Linked DNA regions of Homo sapiens: all the other regions are linked to region 3. The links are chromatin contacts, found by Hi-C or POLR2A ChIA-PET in ENCODE. All regions are on one chromosome and are shown on one strand. The core of a region is the stretch at or near the end of the contact, and the rest is flanking DNA. Distances in the headings are between cores, read along the strand shown.

Region 1 (2,956 bases), core at 456-2,955, 2.6 Mb before region 3:
GTGGAATACTATGCAGCCATTAAAAAGAATTCTGTAGACTTTATTTATTGACAAGGATGCAAGTCACAGAACAACTACAGTTTCATCTTGTTAGTACAACAAACAGGACAATAACATAGATTTAAATTCAAATGTAAATATATGTGGGTACGCACACAAAAAATCTAAAAGGAAACATGGAGCAAAAAGCCTGGAATTTTCAGGTTTTACTTTAAAATTTCTCTAATGACAAAAATCTTTAAAACAAGCACGAATAACTTTTTTGACTTTTAGAAACCATTTTTAAAAATTAAATACTGGGAGGTCAAAAAGGAAAAAAAAATCAGTCACGTAACAAACGTAACTTCAACCACGCTTAACAATGTAATGGAACTAATTTTTAAAGCAAATGTGGCAAATGGCTAAAAAAATACTGACCAGTTCTTAACAGTTTTTAACTCCACGCAGTTACGCCAGAGGTAGCACACTTTAAGCTATGCACATACAATTTTATTTACAGAGCCATGCTACAATTGAGGTATACGAAATTTAGTTTATCACTTCATAAAATAAATTATTCTTAAAAGTTACACGAGACAAAAATACTAACCAGGGTCTCTTGTTCCGAAGCTGGAATCTGTGAGGTGGTTACAGCACCATCAGTAGGTACAGACATGTTGGTATTGCACATTTGCCTACAAGGAAAAAAAAGACACGATGAAAACTGGAAATCATGAAACATCTGTGGAAAATACATCATATATAAAGAACATAAACAACAGTTAAAACTAAAGCTACAAGCAAGTCGGTGCTTACCTGGATCAGCAGAGAAAAAGTGGCGTGCGTCCGTGCCCACAGGTCTACCCTCCAATCGCCACTGAACACAGCTGGGAAAATGCATGGTTTAAATAGCCCCAGCTGGAGACAAGTCAGGACTTAACTCCTTTTACTGCAGTTTCGGAACGTGTCTGAACTTGACCAGCTCAAGAGGAAAAGCTGAGTCAACCTGCCCACTGAACCGGCCCAATCCCGCCCAGACTACGCGCAGCGTTCACACTAGTGACCCGACAGGCACCTGCGATCATCCGGACCTCCCGCGCCGAAGCGGCCCCGCAGCCCCCGGCCCCCGTGACCTTTACCCTGAACTCCCGCGGAGACCTCCGAACCACCCCCACCCCCACCGCCGCGAGAGCCGTCCGAAATCCCGCCCTCCTCCCTGGCGGCGACTGCCTAGCCCCAGTCCAACAAAACCTCCGCAAAGCCACGTGCCCCATGCCCCGCGCCCCGCGCCCCGAGCCCCCAGCCACGAACCGCACAAAGGCTGCGAACGGGCAGAGGCTGGGAACCAGCGATAGAGGGGACACCGTCAGAGCCCAGACCCAAAAGTGACCGCTCGCTGCCGGGCCAGTACCTGCTCCTCACCATCCGGGGTTTTCGCGCTTGGAGTCGGGGGTCCCTCAAGACTCCCCAGTTTCCTTCACGGGGCGCGCGGAAGCACGACGCCCTGGGCCTCGGGGATCATTCCACTCTCCGGGCCAGGGCACTGGGCGCTCGTACGCACTAATCCGGGGAGGGACGGTGCTCCTGGCTGCGAAAGCAGCAGGATCTCGGTCAGAGGGGTCGCGGCCGCCCCTCGGGCTCGGCTTCTTGCTCCATCTTTCCGACACACAGGGCCACACAGGCCCCAGAAGCAGCCAAGCTCGCCGCGGTGCCTCGGTGCGCGCCCCCTACCGCCCGAGGGGAGCGCGCGGGTCGTCGCGGCGCATCCGGGCATTTGTGCGCGCGCACACAACCGGCCCCGCTTCCGCCAATTGGGTCCGGGGCTCGGCCGCACCACCTCCGGGATGATGGAGTGGGGGGTGTCGCCCCGCGGGCGCGGCGGGCTGTGAGGCGGGGTGGGGGTGTTGGCCGCGAGCTGAGAGGGTGGGGCTCGGCCTGGCGCGGAGCCAGCAAGGTTTGGCGCTGTGACACTCCTTTAGCCGTTGCGCTATGTTTGTATTTCTTGTGTTTACACTTCCCGCCCGCGGTGGAAACTGCGACAAATGCGGATCTCCGTGTCGCTGTTACCAAAAAGAAACCAAAATTAACAGCTGTTTAATATATTAAGCCCACTCCACCAGCCGCTGGAGTTGTACCCAAATGAGTTATTTTAAGGCCTGTTTTTAAAAAAGATTAAAAATAGCACTTAAGGCAGGCTTATACACCGGTGCATACAGCTGTTCTGGTTGGAGAACGAAGATGCTGGTTACCGTTGGCGGGGAGGGGAGCGGTTACTCTGCGCTTTTAGAATGTTTGGGTTTGGCTGGGCGCGGTGGCTCACGCTTGTAATCCCATCACTTTGGGTAGGCCGAGGCGGGTGGATCACTTGAGGTCAGGAGTTCAAGACCAACCTGGCCAACATGGGAAACGCCGTCTCTACTAAAAACTACAAAAATTAGTCGGGCGTGGTGGCGGTCACCTGTAATCCCAGCTACTCTACTCCGGAGGCTGAGGCAGGACAATCCTGTGAACCCGGGAGGCAGAGGCTGCAGTGAGCCAAGATCATGCCATTGCACTCCAGCCTGGGCGACAGGGCAAGACTCTCAAAAAAACAAAAACAAAGTTTGGGTTTGTTAATCTACACATTCATTATCATTAAAATATATACTTATATATTATGCACTCATTCTGACTCACCTACTTTCCCACAGAGATGTGGCAAAAACGTTTTTGATGCGGTCTCATAAATTGAGGACATAAAGAATTGAGTTAGCTAAACCCAAAAACACAGCCATTGCAAAGAAGGAACACGTTTCTTCTCTGGCCAGTAAGTGATTAGCTCCTTGTGAACAAGGACCTTTTTTTATAAAGTTATATCCTTCCCTTCTGCAGCTTTTTTTTTTTTATAAAGTTATATCCTTCCCTTCTCCCGCTTCCCAGCCTACCAGAAAGGAAACTTCCTTAAACATAGTGGTCACTCAGTTGATTTAAGTTGATT
Region 2 (3,078 bases), core at 412-2,911, 2.0 Mb before region 3:
TACACCATCACCCAGAGGTCTATAGTGGGCTGAGTCTCAGTTGACTACAGTAGCTCCCTTTGGGAACCACCCTGAACTGACTTCCTTCCCTTCCCTGAATCTCTTTGCCTCTTTTCTACTGGTGCTTCCTAGAATCACCACCAAAAAAAAAAAAAAAAAAAAAAAATCCTTGTCTCAAGCTCTGTTTCTGAGGTAACCCAACCTCAGTTTCTATATGTAAAATATTTCAATTTAACCTGAACAAATACGTTAAACATGAAGAAATGTACAAATACAACTTCTAAATCAGGTTACAAGGGAAAAAAACCCATAAAATGGAAATAAAAATGATGAGCACACATTGTGCTTGCTATATGCCAAGTATTATTCCAAGAGCTGCACATATAACTCATTTGAATCCCACAAAAAACCTGTGAAGTAGAGTCCAGAGACTTTAAGGAGCTTGCCTAGATTCACACAGTTTACACAGCTGGTAAAAGATGGAGCCTGGACTCAAACTCAGTCTTGCTCCTTTGTCTGTGCTGTTTGTTAACCATGATACTATCATAGAGATGTTTTAAAAAGGTGATTTATTAGTAATGACATGATATCATGAAAGTATTATGCCCAGTTATGTTGTTTATATGAATAGTGCAGAAAACGAATAACATTTGTTGTCATTATAATCTCAAAGAAGACAGGATCCTCATATAAACAGGAGCAGTTATGAGATAAACACATTTTTAAAAAATCCCTTTAAATGGATGTCAGTTCATGAAAGTGATTTGTCATTAATGTCCAACAGTGAATGACTATGAACAGCAGCTTTTGAGATTGGCAGTAACACAGCTTTTAGGAAAACAGAGGGCAGGCATAGTTTAAAGCTAACATCAGCATGTGTAATGAGGTATCATCCTATTCCCTATGTGGCTTGGGCACTAACTTGCAGCTGAAGAATAGAGATCTGTTTGGGCTTGCAGCCCTGGCTAAATGGCCCTGCTGGTTCCACCCCCCAGGTCTGATGGTCAAGAATTATTGGATACTTCATGTAAAGCACTCAGCCAGGCACTTTGAGATAGATGAAGAAGACTAAGAGGCAGTGTATACTCTCTAGGACCTTAAAACCTAGTGAGGAAGAAAAGCACATGAGGATAACTTGGACTTTTTTTCTTCTATGAGAAAAACATCTGGTAAGGTTATTCAGACCACTCAGCTTCATATGGATTTATAGATGTTGGTGCAATTTTTACTCCTTGGCTTCAGCTATTGAAGCTGTGGCAGCAGGTGTGATTACCTCAGAAGAGCGAAGGTGCAAAACAAACTCTTGAGGTCTTGGGAGCTCTGCAGGTGGTTTCCTTGCAGTTCTTCAAATAAAAGGAAGTCTAAGAGCTTCCTGACTCTGTGATAGAGAATGCTACCATGCAAGGCCATCACTTGAAGCCTTTGCTCTTTGCAGAGGCAGAAGCGTCCCTGAGTGCATTGAGACGCTGGGCTGAAGAGAGGAATGACATCAGCACCAGGTGGGGGAGAAGAGCGATTTCCTTTTTTCTCAGGGTGACCCACAGGAAGGACATGGGAAGTTAGGTCAGAATTGGCTTGACACCTCTGTCCTGGGAAATCCTATCAGGTGACTAAGAAGAAAACAACCCACCAAGTTACTGCTCTTTGCCGAGAGATGGAAGGCACCTTGGGGGAAACCCCTGACCACAGGCCAATAGAACAGAATGTTGTTAGTCTTGCTGAAAAAGCCAACCAGAAAAATACTTCTTCAAATTCACCTGGGGTGACAAGAAATATTTCCCATTCTTGGGTTCTTTCACTTTCCTAATGGAAGCATAGATTGAACACTTTGTGAAATGTCATTTAGATTTTCCCTCTTGTGATTGGCTTTATTTTTCTTTTTAGGAAAAAAAAGACAGAGTGCAGGGCATACTTTTTTTGTGGTTGATAGGATTCCTAATGCAACCATAAATATGACCAGCATATAAGTCATGATCTATGATTCTAATTAGCAAATGATGTTTCTAATTTTCAAATAGGACAAGTTATATATCATTAAGTTTTGGGATGCCTAATCTTTTTTATTCCATCAATTTTTATTTTAAGTTCTGGGGTACACGCACAGGATGTACAGGTTTGTTACATAGGTAAATGTGTGCTATGCTGATTTGCTGCACAGATCAACCCATCACCTAGATATTAAGCCCAGCATCCATTTGCTATTCTTCCTGATGCTCTTCCTCACCCCACTTCCCCAACAGGCCTCAGTGCGTATTGTTCCCCCCATGTGTCCATGTGATCTCATCGTTCAGCTTCCACTTGTGAGTGAGAACATGTGGTGTTTGGTTTTCTGCTCCTGTGTTAGTTTGCTGAGGATAACAGCTTACAGTTCCATCCATGTTCTTGCAAAGGACATGATCTCATTCCTTTTTATGGCTGCATAGTATTCCATGGTGTATATTTATACCACATTTTCTTTATCCAGTCTATCATTGATGGGCATGTGGGTTGATTCCATGTCTTTGTTATTTTGAATAGTGCTACAATGAACATATGTGTGCATGTGTTTTTATAATAGAACGATTTATATTCCTTTGGGTATACACCCAATAATGGGATTGCTGGTTCAAATGGTATTTCTGTTTCTAAATCTTTGAGGAATTGCTACACTGTCTTCCACAATGGTTGAACTAATTTACATTCCCACTAACCATCTAAAAGCATTCCTTTTTCTCTGCAACCTCACCAGCATCATTTTTTCTTGACTTTTTAATAATCACCATTCTGACCGGTATGAGATGGTATCTGATTATTATTTTGATTTACGTTTCTCTAATGACCAGTAATGTTGAGCTTTTTTCATGTTTGTTGGCTGCATGCATGTCTTCTTTTGAGAAGTGTCTGTTCATATCCTTTGCCTACTTTTTAATGGGGTTGAGTTTTTTTTTAATGTAAATTTGTTTAACTTCTTTGTAGACTCTGGATATCAGACCTTTATCAGATGGCTAGATTGCAAAAATTTTCTCTCATTCTATAGGATGTCTGTTCACTCTGATGATAGTTTCTTTTGCTGTGCAGAAGCTCTTTATTTTAATTAGA
Region 3 (3,064 bases), core at 493-2,992:
AGAAAACGGATTACATTCCCAGTGTCATCTGAAGTAAAACTTTTCTCAGATTTTTCTCAGCAAGCTTTTTAAGTCCTCTCACCTGGAGAGTGACTAAAGAGATAGAGGCCATATCCCATTCACCTATCCATTCAACAAACTAAACTAAAACGAGGGGCCGGACACAGTGGCTAACGCCTGTGATCTCAGCACTTTGGGAGGTCGAGGTAGGGGGATCACTTGAGCCCAAGTTCGAGACCAGCATGGGCAACATGGCGAAATTCCGTCACTACAAAAAATACAAAAAATTACCCGGGGGTGGTCACCTGACCTCAGGAGGTCAAGGCTGCTGTGAGCCGAGATAGAGCCACCGCACTCCAGCCTGGGTGACAGACTGAGACTCTATCTCAAAACAAACCAACAAAAACAAATTAAAATGATATGCTTGTAAAATGTTTGTAAAATCATAAAAGATAAAGTGTTTTTTTGTTTTGTTTTGTTTTTCTTGTCATTGTGGAAGTGACGTTAGTTCTTTTGGCAAAGGCTTCTGAGAACATCAAGTTTAAGGATTTAGTTTAGAATAGACTGTTCCACAACTGTTCTGAATTCCACTTGCTAAGTGTTCGGGTGTTGTGGTTAAGGTGAGGACTGGGCAATGTGGGTAGATCAGAGTAAACTCATCAAAACAATTCCAAGGGACCCTAGGATGACACTACTCTGGGTATGTCTACACCTCTTTATATTGGAATGACAACAATATCATGAATATTCACTCTAATCCATTGTATTTGCCACCATCATCTCTCTCTTACAGTAATACAACTTTATCCCCTTTTCTCTGCCTTTGGTAATGGCCCTCTTCAATGTATTCTACTTCTGGCCTAGGATGATCTGGCCTTTGTTTATCTATCCAGCCTCATTCTTTGCCACCTGTCCCCTACACCAGCTGAGCTTCACCGTCTCCCTCTTTGCAGACGTTGGTCCCTTGAGGCCCAGCCTACATCACTGCTCTTTCTCTGGTTGGCTCCTACTTGCCTTTCAGGATTAAATATTACTTCATTCAGAAAGCCTGGTTTATAGAAAGTGCTCAATAAATGTAGGTATTATTATTATTTTAAAATAATAGAAGTAAAAATGCATCCTCGGTGTGATTATTGAAAAAGTGGATGAATGAGATGGGTATTTGTTGAGTGGATGGGTGACTGGGACATGGGTTCTATCACTTTAGCAACTCTCCAAGGTGAAAGGACTTAAAGTGTGTTCAGGCTGGGCGCGGTGGCTCACGCCTGTAATCTCAGCACTTTGGGAGGCCGAGGCGGGCGGATCACGAGGTCAGCAGATCGAGACCATCCTGGCTAACATGGTGAAACCTCGTCTCTGCTAAAAATATAAAAAAATTAGCCTGGCGTGGTGGCAGGCGCCTGTAATCTCAGCTATTCGGGAGGCTGAGGCAGGAGAACCGCTTGAACCCGGGAGGCGGAGGTTGCGGTGAGCCGAGATCGTGCCATTGCACTCCAGCCTGGGCAACAAGAGTGAAACTCCATCTCAAAAAAAAAAAAAAAAGTGTGTTGAGAAAAGTTTCACTTCAGATGACGCCGGGAATGTAAACCGTTTTCTCTTCCATTCTAACTCGGAGCCATCCCCGCTTTCTCCGCCCAGCTGGAATTTTTGAAGCGAGAAAATCGACTCGCTCGGTGTTCGCCCGCCGACGCCGCACGGCTTGCTGGGGCTGGGCTCTTCCTCGCGGAAGTGGGGAGGAGGCGGTTGCGGTTAGTGGACCGGGACCGGTAGGGGTGCTGTTGCCATCATGGCTGACCCCGACCCCCGGTACCCTCGCTCCTCGATCGAGGACGACTTCAACTATGGCAGCAGCGTGGCCTCCGCCACCGTGCACATCCGAATGGGTACGTTGTCCCCTCTCCAGTGCCTCCCAGCCGCTTGTCTGCACTGCTCGGCCTCTAGAAGCCGACTTCCGGCTTCCGAGGGAGAGCGGCCATCTCCTGGGACTCACAGGGAGTGCTCACTGAGCTCCCGGCCCTCCTTCTCCGGGTACCAGAGGACTGGCGCCCTCCTCAGGGAGTCGGGGAGGCGCTTCCTCCCCTCCTAGCGGGTGTGGGAGGGCGCCAGGCCCAGAAGGCTTGCGGCTGTCCTGTGTGCGCCCCGGCTCCCCAGCGGGCGCCGCGGTGTAGGAAGGGACAGATGGAAACCGCCGCAGCCTGAATTTGGCATCTTGAAGTGAAAAGAAACGTCGTGGAAATGAGTCGGTTGATCACTGTGACTGACGTACACACGAGTGGAATCCACGGCCTGATGTTTTTGTTCTGTGGGGTTTCGCGTTACAGGCTTATATTTACCGTCCTGTGCTAGGCTGGAAGCTCCCTGACGGCACTATTTCCTCTCCGCAGGGCCCAGAATGCAACAGGTCTTTGAGGATTATTGAGGAAGTTGCTCAACACAGAAGCTTCCTAAGTCAGTCTAAATTGTGTTTTAAGTTATTACGTAGTAGCCAATGGGCAGAAATTTTTGAATTTAAAATGCTCAGCTTCATCTACGTGGAAGCCATTGCCTGCTCTAGTTTGGTCATTTGATCGCCGAAACAGCCCCAGACTTTCAGCCTGTTTAGGCAGCTGGAACTTGTTCTGGAAAAGGAAAGATGAAGATAGTTCTGATGTGCTAAGAATCTTAGTGCCTAGAACTTGTTCTGGAAAAGGAAAGATGAAGATAGTTCTGATGCACCAAGAATCTTGGTGCCTAGCATTTATATTTTTGGAATTGAATTTTGAAATTATTTTGGCCAGTGAACTCAGCTTTTTTTTAAAAAAAATTAATTGTGGTAAAATACAGGTAACATAAAATTTACCGTCTTAACTATTTTTAAGTGTATAGTTCAGTAGTGTTAAGTTATTCACATGGTTGTGCACTGTTAAAAGAAAAACTTTAGACACATTAAATCTAACGGAGTTTGAGCACAGAATGATTTGCGAATTGGGCAGGTCCCGGAACCAGAATAAGGTTCAGAGTGATGAGTCCTGCCGCTTGGTGGGAGAAAATTTATGGAGAGAGAAAGTAAAGTGAGGTACAGAAA

The links. Hi-C counts contacts between places; a loop is a spot of excess contacts on that map. ChIA-PET counts read pairs that join two places held with the same protein, here RNA polymerase II (POLR2A). Pooled maps may share reads with other maps.
Region 1: a loop to region 3 is called in a pooled map, with 9 times the contacts of the local background. The contact joins the promoter of MDM2 here to the promoter of TMBIM4 in region 3. A Hi-C loop is called at or near these places in 7 of 50 pooled maps. POLR2A ChIA-PET finds 5 or more read pairs at or near these places in 2 of 52 experiments (CD4-positive, alpha-beta T cell and Caco-2).
Region 2: a loop to region 3 is called in a pooled map, with 11 times the contacts of the local background. The contact joins the enhancer-like site here to the promoter of TMBIM4 in region 3. A Hi-C loop is called at or near these places in 4 of 50 pooled maps. POLR2A ChIA-PET finds 5 or more read pairs at or near these places in 2 of 52 experiments (B cell and OCI-LY7).

The regions. Positions count from the first base shown.
Region 1 is chr12:68,806,926-68,809,881 of GRCh38, reverse strand. It overlaps MDM2 (MDM2 proto-oncogene), which reads right to left and starts at 1,705. Exons shown (of 11, transcript NM_002392.6): 1 at 1,391-1,705; 2 at 590-674. The coding sequence starts at 1,404. RefSeq lists enhancers at 728-1,117, 217-1,416 and a silencer at 1,618-2,007.
Region 2 is chr12:68,174,279-68,177,356 of GRCh38, reverse strand. No RefSeq gene overlaps it. Among named protein-coding and RNA genes, the nearest start is that of IFNG, 16 kb to the right of the region's middle. RefSeq lists an enhancer at 1,390-1,449. Within about 2 kb of position 1,661, at least 6 of the 41 ENCODE cell types and tissues checked have a DNase peak (open chromatin) inside an H3K27ac peak, as active enhancers do; they include B cell and OCI-LY7, where a contact is called at or near this core.
Region 3 is chr12:66,168,674-66,171,737 of GRCh38, reverse strand. It overlaps TMBIM4 (transmembrane BAX inhibitor motif containing 4), which reads left to right and starts at 1,742. Exons shown (of 7, transcript NM_016056.4): 1 at 1,742-1,883. The coding sequence starts at 1,787. RefSeq lists enhancers at 1,761-1,840, 1,484-2,008, 2,491-2,590.